Regions from separate parts of the Homo sapiens genome. Here region 2 is linked to region 1. Evidence: read pairs that join two places in POLR2A ChIA-PET (ENCODE). Cell type or tissue: OCI-LY7. All regions are shown on one strand. Each heading gives the region's core, and the rest is flanking DNA. Links, peaks and the distances in the headings are about the cores only. Region 1 has its middle 39 kb from the start of SMPD3. Region 2 overlaps CDH1 (cadherin 1).

Region 1 (5,375 bases), core at 112-5,111:
CATGTTTTATCCAGCATTTTTGGTTGTTTTCAACAATTATATCCTGTAAAACAGAGCTTGGCAGATCTTGCTGTGTGACCTCAAATAGGTCACTTCCCCTCTCTGGACCTCAGCCTTGCCTACCTCATGGCATGGTTGGGAGGATTAAATGAGGAAATGAAGGTAAAGGGGCTAGCACAGTGCTCAGCACATAGGGCACTCAATGAACATGAGTTCTCTTCCCTCTTACTGCCTGGTGGGGCTGGGTCCTTGGGATAAAACAGAAACCTAGTCATCCAATCCGGCCTAAGGTCTGGGTTACAGCAGCAGCTGAGGTTCGAGTGCCAATGCCCAGAGTTCTTCATCCTTTTTCAACTTCTGAGGTACCAGCTAAATGTTTGCTCCTGGAGATGGGAGTCCTGTAGCTCAACCAAGCTGGGCCAGATGCCAATGGCAGGGGAGGCATATGATCACAGTACCAGTGCCGGGGAGCAGGAAGGGCCCCTGGGGGAGCCTAGACCCATGGCCTCTGCACCGCAGCATCCCTGGGAGTGCCGCCATTTGGCTTGTGAGGGTGGCTTAACTGCAAGTGGCTTGGGGTAGCCTGGCTTGTGAGCCAGGCCTCTAGGGAAAACCCTCCTGCTTGGATCTAGAAGCCAGTGGTATGTGTCCATCCTGGAGGGAACAGCTTCCCAGACCAGAAAGCTAGGGTGCTCCTCTGCACTGTGGGGAGCTAGAATAAGGGTCTCCTGGGAGCAGTGCAGGCTTTTCCCAGAGTCAGTTCTAACCTCTCCATCGCCTCCATTACAGTCCCCCACCTGGCCACCCACCACCTGGCCAGGGTCACCATAGCCCTCCCTGACACCAGAGGGTTTTGTTTGTTTGGTTGTTTGTTTTTGAGATGGAGTCTCGCTCTGTTGCCCAGGCTGAGGTGCAGTGGCACGATCTCGGCTTACTGCAACCTCTGCCTCCCCGGTTCAAGTGATTCTCCTCCTGCCTCAGCCTCCTGAGTAGCTGGGATTACAGGTGCAGGCCACCACGCCCAGCTAATTTTTGTATTTTAGTAGGGACGGGGTTCCACCATGTTGGCCAGGCTGGTCTCGAACTCCTAACCTCAAGTGATCCGCCCGCCTCGGCCTCCCAGAGTGTTGGGATTACAGGCATAAGCCACCACACCTGACCCATCAGAGGGTTTTAATGAGAGAATGTGGATGCCATTCTCTCCCCAGCAAAGGTTCCCAACACTCAGGGTCAGCTGGCACTGCAGCCTCCTGTCCCCTCAGCCTCATTTGGTATTGGTTAGGGAGCCTCCTGTCCTTCCCTGAGCTTACTGCAGTCATTTCTGTCCCCATGGCCCTTACATGACATCCCTGGAAGGTGAGGTCTGGCCAGGCAGGCTGGGCATGTCCACTCTAACAGTGTACATCGGAAGTTCCCAGTCCAGAGAAGTCCTTCTAGGTTTCAGAATCAGGTTGGGACGAGGAGCAGGTTGGAAAACACTGTATTGGCCACAGAGCAGCCCAGGTCTGGAAGAATGAAAAGTCCTCTGATCCTAAATCATTAGAGAATATATTATAGAATGAAGCCATTTTCCAATCAAATGCAGCACTTTGGCCATTTTACCTGTATACATGCATAGATGAATTTTTTTTTTTGAGACAGAGTTTTGCTCTTGTTGCCCAGGCTGGAGTGCAATGGCACGATCGCGGCTCACTGCAACCTCTGCCTCCCGGGTTCAAGTGATTCTTCTGCCCCAGCCTCCAAGTAGCTGGGATTGCAGGTGCTCGCCACCACGCCCAGCTAATTTGTGTGTGTGTGTGTGTGTGTGTGTGTGTGTGTGTGTGTGTATTTTTAGTAGAGATGGGGTTTCACCATGTTGGCCAGGCTGGTCTTGAACTCCTGACCTCAGGTGATCTGCCCTCCTTGGCCGCACAGATGAATTTTTAAACAAGCTCATCCAGATGGTGAAAAAAGGCACATGCCCTTGCCAGATGAAAAATGAGATTCAAATGTGGATTAAATATATCAATTAAGAAGTCCCAATCCCTGGCCTGCTGCAGTTATATCCTTCAGAGACAGCAACCATTCTGGGAAGCTTCAACTACATCCTAATTACCCAGTGGGAAATCAGTGTGTCTTCGGAGGAAAATATTTCTAAGGGCTTTTAGCATGAGCTGTCTCCTCCCTACAGAGGCAGAGGGAGGAGAATTAGGCCAGTGCCAGACTCAGAGGCACACATTCAGGTATCAAGAGGCAAACGTCACTGCATCTTTTTTAAATCTGGGAATTTCTCTGGAATTCTTTGAATTACCATAGCAAAGTTGGTATTTCTTTTAAGGCACTTCTTATCTTACATCATAAGATGTTTTCTGAGATTCATTCATGTTGTTTCTTTGCCCCGGACTGCCCCTCCTCCCTTTGTCAGCCAGGCAAAGCTTTGTTTATTATTCAAGAGACTGTTCAAATGGCGCCTCCCCACAAAGCCTGTCCTGACCCTTGGCACTCCCAACAGGAAGACCAGCTCACTGAATTCTGCTGAAGAGTCAGCTATGAATGAGAATCAGATAAAACAGGTGCTATTCTCACCTTCTTCCTGTACACCTGTTCTGGAACATTCTTCCAGCAGTGCATAAAGCACTCTGCATTGTGTCTGCCTCTTCGTGCCTCTATGGGGCTGTGAGCTCTTTGAGAGAAGTCCTGAGACCTCCACTCCTTACACTCACTCCACCCACTCTCCATGTCCCCAGGGACCCTTGCTGGGCTTGGCTCTGCAGGCTGTGGCAGTCAATGAGCCTCTGAGCAAGCCTCCCTCCGGTACGGTATTCATCTGCCCTCCACAAGGCATCTAGTACAGGGCTCTGCATGCAGCAGCTACCTTAAACACACTGAAATGCAAAAAGAAAACAGACTTTATTTTAGATCCTTTGCAATGGAGGATGCCGAGAGCCTTAGCAACTTTCCTAAGCTAAAATCTGTGGGCTTCAAAGTGAGTTTCTAGGACTTCACTTTGGGGTGCCACCTTGAGAAATTTTAAGGCAATGTGACATTAGGGGGCCCATCCCCCAAAAAGGTGCCAAGAGGTACCTTCTAGAAGAGGCTGAAATTTGAGGAGCCCTTTGGTGGGAAACAAGTTACTAACCCAGCTGGGAAGAGATCTGAGAACAACCAGCTCACGGCTGGCTCTGCTCAAGGATGAACAAGGCAAAGAGCCCCCGTGGGTGTCACCTGGGTTTTGAAAGAAGTGTTGCATAAATGATTGCCTGCCTGTGGCATCAGGAAATCATTTGACCATCAATCGACAGCACATCTACCTCCAGCCCAGGCCTATTCCCCTGGGACAGTGCCTCTGGCTCTTGGCTGCTCCTCCCCGCAAATACGCTGCTATGTGCAAAGACTTTTGGCCCTTGGTACACATGTGCCTCTAGCTACCAACATAGCAGCTTGCGGGGCATTATTTTGGGGCATTATTTCCTAGATTTGATCCCCAAAGACTGATTCCCCCTGGGCTTCCTATACTTGTCCTCTGCACTGTTCCCTGATTGATCTAGGCAGAGTAGGAGTTCTCACCCGCCTGTATGACCCAGCTCCCCCAAGAAAGACCAGCTCATCTAAGGCTGGAGCTGAACGGGAACGACAAGGCCATGGGGCTGGGTAGGGAAAGAGTCTCCCTTGCACAGTTATCAGGCCAGGGACCTGCTCAGGACCCCTGAACAGTGTCTCATGTGTGTAATGTCAGCACTTTGGGAGGCTGAGTGGGGATGATCAGGTCAGGAGTTCTAGACCAGCCTGGGCAACAAAACGAGACCCCATCTCTACAAAACTTCACAAAAGTAGGCGTGGTGGCACACGCCTACAGTCCCAGCTACTCAAGATGCTGAGGTGAGAGGATCGCTTGAGCTCAGGAGTTTGAGGCTGCAGTGAGCTATGATCACCCCACCGCACTGTAGCCTGGGCAACAGAACAAGATCCCGTCTCTAAAAACAAAAAAAAAAAAAACAGCTTTATTAAGATATAGTTGAAATATGTAAACAGCACATACTTAAAAAGTACAATCTGATGAATTTTAACATATGTATGCATACACCTGTGAAACTGCTACCACCGTCAAGATAATGAACACATCCATCAACTCTAGAAGTTTCCTCCTGTCCCTTTGTGATCTCTCCCTCCCATCTCCACCGTCTCCAGGCAACCACCCATCTGCTGCTCTCTGTTACTGTAGATGAGTTAGCATTTTCTGAATTTTAAATAAATGGAATTATCTACTATGTACTATTTTTGTTTGTTCTTTCATTCAGTGTAATTATTTTGAGATTCATCCTTGCTGTGTATGTTAATAGTTAATTTCTTCTCATTGCTAAGCAGTATTCCATTGTATAGATTATACCACAATTTGTTAACTCTTCACTTGTTGATGGATATTTGGGTTGATTCCAGTTTGGGGTCATTACAAATAAAGTTGCCATGAATGTTCATATGCAAGGGTCTGTGTGAATACATGCTTTTATTTCCCTTGGGTAAATACCTAGTAGTGAAGGCTGGGAGTGGTGGCTCATGCCTATAATCCCAGCACTTTGGGAGGCAGAGGTGGGAGGATCTCTTGAGGCCAGGAGTTCCAGACCAGCCTGGGCAACACAGTGAGACCACTTCTCTACAAAATATTTAAAAATTAGCTGTACATGGTGGCATGAGCCTGTAGTCCTAGCTGCTCAGGAGGCTGAGGCAGGAGGATTGCTTGAGCCCAGCAGTTCGAGGCTGTAGTAAGTTATGATTGTACCACTGCACTGTAGCCAGTAAGTTATGATTGTACCACTGCACTGTAGCCTGGACGGCAGAGCAAGACCCTGTCTCAGTCAGTCAATTAATCAATCATTCAGTATATAGGAGTGGAATGGCTGGGTCATGTAATAGATATGTTTAATGTTTTGTTGTTGTTGTTCTTTAGGCCAATACAGCAGAATAGAAATATTGAACTTTTTTTTTTTTTGAGACGGAGTCTCGCCCTGTCACCCAGGTTGAAGTGCAATGGCGCGATCTCGGCTCACTGCAATCTCCGCCTCCCAGGTTCAAGCGATTCTCCTGCCTCAGCCTCCTGAGTAGCTGAGATTGCACGCGTGTGCCACCGCGTCCGGGAAAATATTTAACTTTTAAAGAAACTGCTGAAGTACCTTCTAAAGCAGTCAATTTGCCATTCCCATCAGCACGTATGAGGCTTCCGCATAGCCTTTCTTGGCTGGCTACAAACTACTGCAGAAGCTTCAGAACTGAGTCTCCCATTGGGTTTACCTGGCTGGTGACTACAATCAAAGCCCTGAGGCCTGCACTCCCTGGGCCCCAGACAAAGAGGGAGGGGTGTCCTAGAAATACTTGCTGAAGACAGTGTCAGGAATCTGCAT
Region 2 (5,375 bases), core at 81-5,080, 270 kb after region 1:
CCCAGGAGTTCAAGACCAGCCTGGGCATGATAGAACCCCGCCTCTACAAAAAATCCAAAAATTAGCCAGGTGTAGTGGCATATGCTTGTAGTCCCAGCTACTTGGGAGCTGGGGTGAGAGGATCACTTGAGCCTGGGAGGTTGAAGCTGCCTGGGAGGTTTAGCCATGATCGTACCACTGCATTCCAGCCTGGGTGACAGGGCAAGACTCTGTCTCAAAAAAAAAAAAAAAAAAAAAATAGAATTGGACTGTATCTTGAGGGGACTGGACTTCTACATTCAAGTCTATATTCATGTCATTGAAAAAGACTGTTCTCTAGTCAGGCATTTTTCTTTTAATTTTTAAATTTTTTGTTAAAATAAATAGAGAGGGTCTTGTTACGTTGCCCAGGCTAGTCTCGAACTCCTGAGCTTAAGCAATACCCCCGCCTTGGCCTCCCAAAGTGCTAGGATTACAGGTCTGAGCCACCATGCCCGGCCAGGCCAGGCATTTTCTAGAGAAGGAATCCTGAGGGCTCATTTTCACATCTCCTTCATTTTTTATTTATTTATCTTTCTCTTTTGACCTGCCACTTTAGGAACATCTCCTTTAAAGGGTATCAGATTCAAACCAGGAAATAATGCTCATTCCAAGCCACTCCCCACCCCTCAGCATGTTGCCCAAGAGGAATATTGCTCCAGCAGAGTTTTCTAAATTTTTTTTTTTTTTTTTTTTGAGACAGAGTCTTGCTCTTGTTGCCCAGGCTAGAGTGCAGTGGCCTGATCTCGGCTCATTGCAACCTCTGCCTCCCGGGTTCAAGCGATTCTCCCACCTCAGCCTCCGGTGTAGCTGGGATTACAGGCATGTGCCACCACACCTGGCTACTTTTTGTATTTTTCGTAGAGACGGGGTTTCACCATGTTGGCCAGGCTGGTCTCCAACTCCTGACCTTAGGTGATAAGCCCTCCTCGGCCTCCCAAAGTGCTGGGATTACAGGCATGAATGAGCCACTGTGCCTAGCCGAGTTTTCTAAAGATTCTTCCTGCAGAGGGATGATATTTTCTAAACAGGCATCATTTAGGGCATATTTTTTTTTTTTTTTTGTGCATGTATACGAGTGTTCCTAGGACCTGGTACTTACTTTGGAATCTCACCTTCAGTACGAGGCTTCCTCCCCAACAAATTCTTCACCACAACTATGTGGGAGTGTTTGAAAAAGGGAACAAGATGACCAACTTGTTGGTGGGGAGAGTTGTGGCTTTCCTATTGGAAAACATCATCCCTTGAATAAGCAGTGAGGCAAACACCTGGGCACTTACTTTATGAACAGGTGGGGTGGGGCCCTGAGTCACCGACATTGAGAGGCCTCTCCTGGTAAGGTTTTTCAATATCAGGTTGAATCAGCGGTGACATCACCCTCTATAGTGACAGGTACTCTAGGTGCCGGCTCTTACTCATAAGTCCCAGGAGATACTAGCCCTAGATCTCGTCTCTGTTAGCTTCGTGCTAAAAGGTTTTGGAGAAATAACAGCTGCTTGGTGACGTTCATGTGGCTGGTTTCATTACCACCTAACTCCCAGGCTTGTAATCATGACTAAATTTTCTGGAGAAAATAGAATTTGTGGTTGTATTTCTTGTAACTTTTGCCTTCTTGTCTCAAGTCTGCATTTAAAAAGAGGCCGGGTGCGGTAGCTCATGCCTGTAATCCAGCACTTCGGGAGGCCAAAGTGGGAGGATTGCTTGAGCCCAGAAGTTGGAGACCAGATTGGGCAACAAAGGGAAACCCTGTCTCTACATACAAAAACAATTACCCAGGCATGGTGGCGTGTGCCTGTGATCCCAGCTTCATGGGAGGCTGAGGCAGGTAGATCCCTTGAGTCCAGGAGGTTAAGGCTGCAGTGAGCTGCGTTTTGCACCACTGCACTCCAGCTTGGGTGACAGAGCGAGACGCTCTCTCAAAAACAAAAAACAAAACAAAACAAAGCCCTCTTCTACTCCTTGAGGTTTTTGGATGTTTCAGAGCTGTATTTTGAGTCTCTGATTTTTGTTTTGTTTTGTTTTGAGACAGAGTCTTGCTCTGTCACCCAGGCTGGAGCGCAGTGTTGGAGTCTCAGCTCACTGCAACCTCCACCTCCCAGGTTCAAGCTATTCTCCTTCCTCAGCCTCCCGAGTAGCTGGGATTATAGGCCAGCGCCACCATGCCCGGCTAATTTTTGTATTTTTAGTAGAGACAGGGTTTCACCATGTTGGCCAGGCTGGTCCTGACCTCAAGTGATCCGCCCACCTTGGCCTCCCAAAGTGCTGGGATTACAGGTGTGAGCCATGGCAACCAGCTGAGTTTTTGATTTTGAAACTTCCTGTAAGTTGTACTTATTTTTCTTTGGGCTTTGTAATTTGGTTATGATTTTTCATTCTTCTTTCTGCTAATCCTCTCACTTCCACCATGGGAGTGTTTAAATACCTGGGAAGCTGTTGAACCTAGGAAACCACATTTTACTTGCCAGATGTGAGGTTTCATTTCTGGTTTTGACAGAGATTTGACTCTTCAGCATTTATTTCTCTTTTAGCCTATGAGCTTCTCTTAGAGAAGATGAACTGGGAGGGTGGAATGCAGCAGGATTGCCTGGATTCCAATCCCAACTGGACCCTTACTTTTCCTGTGATTTTGGGCAAGTTTCTTTCTCTTTCTTTCTTTCTCTCTCTCTTTTTCTTTCTCTCTCTCTCCTTCCTTCCTTCCTTCCTTCCTTTCTTTCTTTCTTTTTTTTGAGACAGGGCCTTTTTCTGTCACCCAGGCTGGAGTGGAGTGGTACAATTTTGGCTCACTGCAACCTCTGCCTCCTGGGCTCAAGTCATCCCCATCCTCCCACCTCAGCCTCCCAAGTAGCTGGGACTACAGGTGCATGCCACCACTCCAGGCTAATCTTTTTTTTTTTTTTTTTTGTATTTTTTGTAGAGACGAGGTTTTGCCATGTTGCCCAGGCTGGTTTTGAACTCCTGAGCTCAAGCCATCTGCCCGCCTCAGCCTCCCAAAGTGCTGGGATTACGGATGTGAGTTGCTGCACTGGCCTGCAAGTTTCTTTCTTTTTTTTCAAATTTTTTTGTGTCCCTCCCCTCTATCCCAACCCCACCCCATTTTGCCTAGGGTAGGCTTCTTTTTATTTCTTTTTTTTTTTTTTTTTTTTTTTTTTTGAGAGAGAGAGAGAGAGAGAGACCCAAATGGGAATTCCCTAGGGCCAGTTTCTTAATCTTTCTGTGCCTCAGTCCCCTCACCTGTACAAAGGGGATAAACATAGCCCCTACCACAAAGGATTGCAATGAGGATTCAATGAGTTAGCATGTGCGAAGTGCTTCCAGTGCCTGGTACGTAGCAACCACTCTTCATTTAGTTTTTATTGGCTGGGCTCCGTGGTACACATCTGTAGTCCTAGCTACTTGGGAGGTTGAGGCAGGAGGATCACTTGAGCCTGGGAGTTTCGAGGCTGCAGTGCATGCTGATTGTGCCCGTGAATAGTTACTGCTCTCCAACCTGGTCAATGTCTCAAGAATCGATCTCTAAAAAAACAAATTAGTTTTTCTCATTAGATGTTTCTGCTTTAGACTTGTGTCAAGGGAGTGAAAAAGCATGGGGCGGGGGGCGGGTAGTGTAAGTGTCAAAGGAGCCACAGAGGATTGAGTATGAGGAAGAGTGATACCCCCTTATCACTTTGCTCTTGACCTCCTAAAGAATAAGACGCTCCTTTGACCCAACATCCATTTGAGTGCAATTTTTTTTTTTTTTGAGATGGAGTCTTGCTCTGTTGCCCAGACTGGTGCCATCTCGGCTCACTGCAACTTCCGCCTCCCGGGTTCAAGCAATTCTCCTGCCTCAGCCTTCTGAGTAGCTGGGATTATAGGCGCCTGCCACCATGCCTGGCTAATTTTTTCTATTTTTAGAGAGATGGGGTTTCACCATGTTGGTCAGGCTGGTCTCAAACTCCTGACCTCAGATGATCTGCCCCTCTAGCCCTCTCAAAGTGTTGGGATTACAGGTGTGAGCCACCGTGCCCAGCTAATTACATTTAATTAATTTATTTTGAAAAATACAAGGTCTCACTGTGTTGCCCAGGTTGGTCTCAAACTCCTCGGCTCGGGCAATCCTCCTGCCTCAGCCTCCGACAAGTGGTGGGATTACAGGGGGCACAGTGGCTCATGCCTGTTATCCCAACACTTTGGGAGGCCAAGGCAGGAGAATCGCTTGAGCCCAAGAGTTCAAGACCAGCCTGGGCAACATAGCAAGACCCCCATCTCTACCAATAATAATAGTATTGTTATACAATGACCACAATAGTCGTTGCATTCATTTATTGATTGAGTACTCAACTGTTCATGTATGATCTTGTTTTTTTAATCCTTGCATCAACTTTAGAGTTAGGTACTATGGCAATTCCATTTTCTTTTCTTTCTTTTTTTTTTTTTTTTGGTTGAGATGGAATTTTGCTCTGTTGCCTGGGCTGGAGTGCAATGGTGCGATCTTGGCTCACTGCAACCTCCGCCTCCCGAGTTCAAGCGATTCTCCTGCCTCAGCCTCCCAAGTAGCTGGGATTACAGGCGCGTACCACCATGCCCAGATAATTTTTGTATTTTTTAATGGAGACAAGGTTTCACCATTTTGGCCAGGCTGGTGTCAAACTCCTCACCTCAGGTGATCTGCCTTGGCCTCCCAAAGTGCTAGGATTATAGATTATAGGCGTGAGCCACCACGCCGGGCCTGACAATTCCATTTCCAAATCATAAACAGAAGCTTCTACAGCTAGGGGAGCTGGGAAGGAAAAGTGTGTACCGCCCTGGCTGGCTTTTATCCTTCCTGTGCTCAGCGGCTCTATTTCTAAGAATGTTTCCATTCTAGATCCATCACTTTGGCCTAGAAAGGAGCCTCATGCCAAGGTCCACCCATGCAGCCCCTAAAATCCCCTTTTCCACCGTGCCCGGCTGAGTTTTTAAAATTCTAGTTTTCCACAGATGGAAATGTGAACTGTCTTGTAAAGTATTCCATATATATATATTTTTTTTTTTTTTTTAATTTTTTTTTTTTGAGATGAAATCTTGCTCTTGTCCCCCAGGCTAGAGTGCAATGGTGCGCTCTCAGCTCACTGCAAGCTCTGCCTCCCGGGTTCATGCCATTCTCCTGCCTCAGCCTCCTGAGTAGCTGGGACTATAGGTGCCCAACACCACGCCCAGCTAATTTTTTTTTTTTTTTTTTTTGCATTTTTAGTAGAGACGGGGTTTCACCGTGTTAGCCAGGATGGTCTCAATCTCCTGACCCCATGATCCTCCCCCACTCAGCCTCCCAAAGCACTGGGATTACAGGCATGAGCCACCACGCCCAGCCCTTCTAAAGTATTTTAAATTCTAGTTTT

Evidence for each region. ChIA-PET counts read pairs that join two places held together with the same protein. Peaks named below come from ENCODE experiments on the same cell type or tissue, not always from the same donor. Only the 100,000 strongest peaks of a DNase experiment are listed, where the experiment ranks them.
Region 2: POLR2A ChIA-PET joins it to region 1 with 12 read pairs; 2 of 35 experiments call an interaction of 5 or more read pairs at or near these places.

Annotation. Positions count from the first base shown.
Region 1 is chr16:68,484,574-68,489,948 of GRCh38, forward strand. No RefSeq gene overlaps it. Among named protein-coding and RNA genes, the nearest start is that of SMPD3, 39 kb to the left of the region's middle. In OCI-LY7, for the core only: no CTCF peak of the experiment used is centred there; DNase peaks (open chromatin) are centred at 2,578 and 3,238; H3K27ac peaks cover 1,285 bases.
Region 2 is chr16:68,755,067-68,760,441 of GRCh38, forward strand. All of the region lies in intron 2 of CDH1 (cadherin 1), which reads left to right. Among named protein-coding and RNA genes, the nearest start is that of CDH1, 20 kb to the left of the region's middle. RefSeq lists enhancers at 1,461-1,605, 1,599-1,698, 2,190-2,334, 2,379-2,428, 3,671-3,815 and cis regulatory regions at 1,533, 2,262, 3,743. In OCI-LY7, for the core only: no CTCF peak of the experiment used is centred there; a DNase peak (open chromatin) is centred at 2,485; H3K4me3 peaks cover 1,188 bases; H3K27ac peaks cover 1,258 bases.